2 separate regions of the Homo sapiens genome follow, and region 2 is linked to region 1. The links are chromatin contacts, found by Hi-C or POLR2A ChIA-PET in ENCODE. All regions are on one chromosome and are shown on one strand. Each heading gives the region's core, a stretch centred on a gene start or an enhancer-like site at or near the end of the contact. The rest is flanking DNA. Distances are from core to core; before and after follow the strand shown. Region 1 overlaps LOC105373454 (a long non-coding RNA gene). Region 2 overlaps LOC105373454 (a long non-coding RNA gene).

Evidence for each region. A loop is a pair of places that touch in the nucleus more often than their neighbours do. ChIA-PET counts read pairs that join two places held with the same protein, here RNA polymerase II (POLR2A). Pooled maps may share reads with other maps.
Region 2: a map of prostate gland shows a loop between it and region 1 (2.9-fold over the local background). The contact joins two enhancer-like sites. A Hi-C loop is called at or near these places in 2 of 168 maps with a recorded cell type or tissue (PC-3 and prostate gland) and 2 of 50 pooled maps. POLR2A ChIA-PET finds 5 or more read pairs at or near these places in 3 of 52 experiments (BJ, OCI-LY7 and T-cell).

Annotation. Positions count from the first base shown.
Region 1 is chr2:18,471,769-18,475,527 of GRCh38, forward strand. The region is part of intron 4 of LOC105373454 (a long non-coding RNA gene); the gene reads left to right. Among named protein-coding and RNA genes, the nearest start is that of RDH14, 87 kb to the right of the region's middle. Within about 2 kb of position 1,588, at least 5 of the 41 ENCODE cell types and tissues checked have a DNase peak (open chromatin) inside an H3K27ac peak, as active enhancers do.
Region 2 is chr2:18,518,932-18,522,365 of GRCh38, forward strand. LOC105373454 (a long non-coding RNA gene) reads left to right here. Exons shown (of 8, transcript XR_001739302.1): 8 at 2,411-3,434. Among named protein-coding and RNA genes, the nearest start is that of RDH14, 40 kb to the right of the region's middle. Within about 2 kb of position 1,765, at least 6 of the 41 ENCODE cell types and tissues checked have a DNase peak (open chromatin) inside an H3K27ac peak, as active enhancers do.

The DNA.
Region 1 (3,759 bases), core at 338-2,837:
TTCCCCCTCCTTTTTTTTTTTAAAGAGACCCTAAATTTCCTAGGATTGCAAATATTTTGGAAAAGAAAACCCCTTTAAAGAAAAAGAGGCCGGGCGTGGTGGCTCATGCCTGTAATCCCAGCACTTTGGGAGGCTGAGGTGGGCGGATCACCTGAGGTCAGGAGTCTGAGACCAGCCTGGACAACATGGCAAAACCTCGTCTCTACTAAAAACACAAAAATTAGGCGGGAGTGATCCAGGTGCCTGTAGTTCCAGCTACTCGGGAGGCTGAGACAGGAGAATTGCTTGAACGTGGGAGGTAGAGGTTGCAGTCAGCCGAGCCACTGCACTCCAGGATGGGTGACAGAGAGAGACTCTGCCTAAAAAAAAAAAAAAAGAAAGAAAGAAAGGAAACTATTATTTTTATTGAATGACTTGTCAGACTTACTTGCATCTAACGTTCATAAAAATCTTCAGGCAGATATTATTGCCATCTCTGATTTTACGAGAAACAGGTTCAACATTGAAATGGCTTATCTCATATTACACAACTTTCTAAGGGCCCTGCTCCAAGTTCACTGGACTCCTGGAGCCATGTTCAGTGCTTCCATAACACCACCTTCCAGGCTGTGGGCTGCGTACTCTTTCTAAGTAGAAAGACGCAGTGGCAGGAAAATGAGAAAGGATATAACTCTGTAGCTACAGCCTCAAATGGAACCAGGTCATCAAGGACCATGACTGCAATCAGGTGTGGTGTCAACTCATCAGAGGTGGAAGGTGCCAGGTGCCCCAACCCCAGTCCCTTCACCTCCTTAGAAGTAACTTCATACCCCACCAACACATGGGAAGGATGGATTTTTCACATATTACTGGTTGTAAATGAATGATGGTTAAAAAATAAGCATGAAAGAAGACACTTCTTAATTCCTAGGACTATCAAGTAGTATGCGATCCATTGAGTTTGTTTTTCATGCTTATGTTATGATGTGGAGAGGTAATGGCTGGGGCTCTATTAGCCATCTAGAGCCATGAGGACAAAGGCCACTTTCTGGGTACTAAAGGGTGACCTTTGGGATGGAGTCTGGTTCCTACAGGATTGTGGCACCTCTAGGCTCCCCTGTTAGATTGCCCAGGCTCTCCTCCCACCCACTACCCAGCCTCCAACTTGGCTCAGTACAGCTCCACCAGCACTTGCTTCTCTCAGGTCTTCCCCAGCACCTACATTGAAATTGTTACCTGACTTGCCTGGATTTCTCACCAGGCTGTGTTCTCCAAAAAGGCTGGGACCTTCAAGGCTAGACACCTCTCATTTCTAGCAAGGTGCCTGCTGCACAATAATGTTTGTTGAATATGTGAAGGAATATGTAAATATGTTTATTGCACGAGTGAATAACTGGCTGAAATAATGAACATTTTCTTACGAAAACATTAAAGATGCAATAGCATAGGTGGTGTTCTAGCTAATAAAATCCTGTGGGTGCAGAAAGCTGCAAAGAGCAGAGCATTTTGGGTGCTAACTAGGCCAAATTCATGCTTTTGGAGGACTGCTATGCTCAAGTCATCTTTCCTCCCCTCCAATCCCGTGAATTCACAGCAGGAATCAATAATGACACTGAATCATTCAGGAATGTGAGTCTCAGGGGTGGCCAAGCAGGGATCTGAGGACGAAGGATTGATGAGGAAAAGACACCTGCCACACTGCTTACTCTTTCCTTGTTCTTATGCCACTTCTGCACAGAGGCTGGCACATTCCAGCCTGTCTCCTACCCTCTCTGGCCCCGACTGATGGTCTCATAGGCACCTTCCTCCCCTCTTACCCCTGGAAGGCCTGGGTGAGAATCTGTTTGTGGCTCCCCTCCATGCTGCTGCTGTCTCAGAGGACTTAGTCAGTCTGCGTGGGTGTTGTTTATCTTTTCATCCATTCCCCAGTCCAGGACACAGTCTGTTAAGTGAAACACGATGATGCAGAGGCTGTGGCTACAGATGGAGTGTTTTCTTTCCTTCACACCTCTCTCCCCTTAACCTCTTGTCTCTTTGGCCTTTTTGTCCAAATTTCTTGCTGCAGACCTCTCGCCATGTGTCTCTCTTTTCCTGGCTGCTCCCTGAAAGTCCTGAGCCATGAAACGACTGTGGTGAATCTCTAGATAAATGACTGTTGCCTCCCCTCCTTTCATTGTGACAACTGAGGTGCAATACCCGTCTTTCCTCTTATTAGCTATGTGACTCCAGGGACTCCTAAACATTTCTGAGCCTCAACATACTAATTTATAAAATGAGATTGCAAAGGCTGCCTTTATAGCCTGCTCATTGTGGGGAACATGAGAAAGTACATTAAAAGCTCTTAGAAACTGCATCACAAGGAGAAGGTAATTAAGGTATTATCGTTATTTATAGGTACAGAAGAGAAGAGGCAGAGAGCTGTGAGGCATGCAGAAGACTGTTCTCTCCACTCATCGCTTTAGACACTAGTCTCTGCTCTTCTGCCTTTTCTCCCTCCATTCTTCTCTGTATTTGTCTATTCCTTTCCATTTCTAGCCTTCCTCCAGGCATTCTTTGAGGATCTACCACTGCATGCTCTGAACTGGGTACACTGTCCTCTCCTGTTCTCTTGTGTAAGCCAGGCTGGCCCGCAGTGGCCAGTGAGATCCAGAGACCTGGTGCAGCTGCTCACCCCCACTTCTCCTCCTCTTTTCCCATACACACTGCAGTTACCCTAAGGATCAAAGTCACTCCTCCATGTATGGAAACAAACAAGAGGTGGTGGAATGAACTACTAACCTCATAACTCTTCCAGCTACAGTAATTTGATCATCCCATATTTCTTCCTAGATAGTTCTCCCATCCTTTTTTCTCCCTTTCCTTTGGTGCCTCAAAGAGGGGTCTCCTGATTTGCACTCCTTAGGGATTGAGGAAATGCCTGCATACTCCACCCTGTGCTTCACACAGTTATGCCTCCTAGGACAGAGTGGATTTTGCAGCCTTTTCCAAATGGCAGACTCTGTGACCCCACAGGACATCAGGGGATCCTATATCATCAGATAATAGGGTAGGAAGCAGGAGGGGAACAAATCCACTGTGAACCAAGCATGAACCTCAGTCATGTGCTTTATCTTTCCCAGCCTGGATCCAGATCTCAAGAATATCCAAGTACTCCACAAAGAAACATGTTTCTCTGTTACTCAGATAGGCCACACACTTGGAAAATTCATCAACATTGCCTTTTAAGGACATTTCAAGTCAGGATGAAACTTTGTCTGCAACTTTCCTTTCCTCACTTTTCCACCAATACGAAGGTAACCTAGTGCTGGAAATACATATAAGATATTCTGAAGCCAAGCCCCAGGGCCTCTGTTTTCTGCAGCCTCTAAGGCCCAGTCCCCTGCCATCTCAGCCTAAAATGGTGGGAGATGGGGAGAGAAGACCTCTTTGGTTGGGAAGTTTCTGGCATATAGCCCGTAAAATTCCAGAAGTATCCTTTATGTGGGATATCTTTTTTTTTTTCTGCTTGGCATGTTTCCAATTCCTCAAGGTATTTTGTTCAAACAATTTGTGGGAAAAAATCACTTTGCAAATTTTAACAAATACATATTGAATCCTTAGTGTGCTTAAAAGCAAGTGTTTTAAATCAACACTTTGAGTGGATAATGGTTTATAGGCTCACCTTTTCCCCACTTGTCTTTCACAAAACCATCTTCAATTTCCTATGTAAAGCTGGGAAACTAAACATCAGCATATTCATTTAATTTCTCTTTGGCTCACCAGGCCTCGTTTTGAGAAATA
Region 2 (3,434 bases), core at 515-3,014, 47 kb after region 1:
CTAAATAAATTTGTTTTGAGTGACTGTGTGACCTCGAACAGCCTACTTTCCCTTGGTCAGCTAGATGTGTTTCCTACAAACTGAAGAGCTTAGATGAGCTGCTCTTTCAAGTCCCTTCCAGGACACAGAGGCCCTTCCCAAGAACTCAACACAGGAAAGCTGGCCTCTGCCCCCAGAAGCTTCCAGGCGAAGGAGAACAGTCAAGGAGCCAAAGTCCTAGGTGCTCCGCTGGAGGGTGACTTCCACTCACACCAATCTTCCAAAACCTAGGGACTTGGGACCGAGCAGCGGCATTATATCATTTCCAGGCAAAGCCCAAGTTCTGTCTTCCGTACCCACGGTCTCTTTTCGCATTTTGCGCAACATCATTTGCTGCTTCATCTGACCTAACTCGGTGGGTTTCTTGATTTTAATGTGTGTAGAAATTACTTATTGGAGAATTTTATTAAACATGCACATTCTTAAGCCTGGCGTCCAGTGATCCTCTTTTGGGAGGCCTGGGCAAGGGCCACGACGTAGGCACGCTTCACAGGCACCCAAAAGGTTCCCACGCAGCAGTGACCCATGAAACATGCTTTGAGGAACACTCATCTGATGGTTCTGGAGTGGGGTTGGTCTCCCTCACAGACTCAGGCTCCTGGGAGCCAGGGACTCATTTGACATTGCAGTGAAACAGAGAACATGGAAAGGGACATGCCATGTAGTCAATCCAAATTGGATGAGTAAGTGAATCAATGAATGACTAAGGCACATGCAATAGGGAAGGTCATTGTCACCATGAACTGAAACTTTCCGGCAGTGTTGGAGAAGGTAAGGTGAGTGGGAGACGTGGTACAAGACAGGCTTCAAAGCTGGGTCTCTGATGGGTCACCAGAAACAGTAGGGTCCTTGTAAGGCAATGCTTCTTCTCTAGCAGACACATTTTTCCAGAGGGAGTCTGTCAGCCTCCATGATATTTTAAGCTGCATCCCTCAAAATGTCGTAAAGGAGGATTAAAGTATAAATGATTGTCAGTTCACTCCTGTCCTCCTGGTACTGCGCTGAGCATCTCAGGCTGTTTGGAAGACAGGGGCAGCAAGGGAGGGGAGGAGCAGGGGAGGGCCTTAAAATGTGACTGAACAGAGCCTGCAGAGAATGAGGAGCTCTGGTGTGTCTTGGGGGGCTAAAGCAGTTCACAGGCTGCTACTTTTTTTGTGACATAGCTTTTACGGGGGGAGAGCCAGAATATTAAGCTCATTGCTTCCAGATGGGAAGGTTGGACAAGACAGAGAGGCTTTGGCTCCGAAAGCTTGGACGCTGTGGTGCGATATGGATGTGACATATTGAAGTAATCGAGATAGAAGATCTGGCTTTAGCCAAGGCTGTCAGATAGATACTTTTTAAAACATTACATGGTTTGTAACAAGGTATTGTGTATCCTCACAGAAACTCTGCCGCCTAGGTCTCTGGGAAGGCAGTGGGGGGAAAAGTGTGCTTATTTTGCTTGAGTTACTAAAGCTCCTTTTATATATGAGGAATTTGGCATCTCCTGGCTGGGAACGGCTGAGCCAACAGTGTCCGATGCACTTGTAATGTAGATCATGCTAGTGACTTGCTAAGTGAGTCCAGGTGTTTGCATAAGAGGCAGGGTCCTAAGCACCTCCTTATTTGAGCCCCGAAGCAATCATGGCCCAGTGCTTCAAATGAGCCTCAAATCTGTTTAATAAATCATCCTTCTATTTATAGAGTTAATCCAGGGAGAAAGCCTCCGTGTTGTCTGGTGGGGCATGTGCCACCAGAGGGCGCCCGATGTCTGCCTCATTCCATCAGAGTGGCTCTTGCTATATCAGGGGTTTTGCCTCCCCTGCAAGCTCCTTTATCCAGTCCTTTCCTTCCTGAGCTTTCAGGCCCTGGATGGCATACCTATGGATCAAAGCCAGGTGGGGCAGGGAGAACCCCCAGACCCTTTCACGAGGGACCCTTTCTCCTCCAGTGTCTTCAGTGAGAACTTCCCTCTGGGCCAGCCTGCCCATGCACGCTGTGGAAAGGGAGAGAAGGCCCTGCCTCATTTGGAAATCCTGAGTTTGCAATGTGCTGGTTTACTTGCAATTCTCATGTTCAGAGAATGGGCCCCTTCCTTGGCTAACTTCACACCTGAGAACATGTCGGGGCATCCCTGCGGACCCAGTGTCTGCTTCACATTTCAAAGGCTGGGAACTGTTAAGCTTGTATTTTGATTAAAATTTTGTATTAGCGCCCCCCCCCTTCAATGTAATTTCAGGATATTTAATTTCAACCAATCATCTGAAGGAAAGTGGGGGGAGGAGGTATCTGATGTGAAACAGCACACGGGGAAAGCCAGCCAAGTTAGAAAATAGAGCAGCTCGGGGCTGTGTCGATGTGACAACTGAAGTCTCTTTTGTTCTCTCAGGCAGGGTCTGAAACCAAAGCCCCTCAAGGACAGGAGATCTACCTCTGGGCTTGGAATCAAGAGGACCAGTCGTTCCGGGAGGCCTCCCTGCTACCTTTGGGGCCTTTGGCAAGTCCCTGAAAGTTTCCAGGTTTCAGCCACCTATTTGGGCTCTGGGGAGAGGAATGCCTACCATTTGCCTCTGGCTCTGGGATTTTAAAAGGAAAAGCAGCAGAGTCTTTGGAAAAACCAATCTCTGAAGACCCAGGGTGAACATTAGTTACAACACCCTAGCTTCGAGGTGATGTAAACTTCAGGTACGGAGGTTACGCTCAGAGGAATAAAGGAGCATTCGTCAAACATGAGCTCCCCTCGATTGTGGTCTAGGGTGGAGACCAGTTATTCAAGTGTCTGTGGGCCCAGGCAGGTAATGAAAATGTAGTTATGGGGGAACGCCCGGCTCAGAACAGGCGTAGAGTAAATAGTTGTTGTTGACTGACTGAAGGAATAAAAGTGGGTCTGATATAAGACAATAGGGAATGGTACAAACCTTGTCAAACTGGAAGGTACATGACTTGAATTTGATGTTCAAACTATTGCTTTTTAAAACACTAGTTTAAACATCTTCTGGCCCTAGAGCTACCAATTTGTATCTCTGTATCCACTTTTATATATTTTAGGCCCATTTAAAAGACCAGGAAAGGAGGAAAATAAATCTAGCAGTATAGGACGTTCTTAATCTTGTCAGTTAACCCTAATTTTAACACCCCATCTCTGTTTGTCATTCTACTTAACCACTTTGGATTAAGCAAATTCAGTCACTTTGGAAATAGTACGTGTGGATGGTACCTTACAGGATGAAGGACCATAACAATATTCTCTAGCGCAGGCCTCTACCTCCACAGGGGGACAGACTGATGAGCCAGATCAACTCCTGCATCCTCTTCCTCAAGGAAAGCCCCCATCAATAAAACCACAAGGTTACAGTGGAGCCAGAGGGAGAGCTGGCCTGAGTTGAGACCTCCTCATGGAACTCATGGCTTCA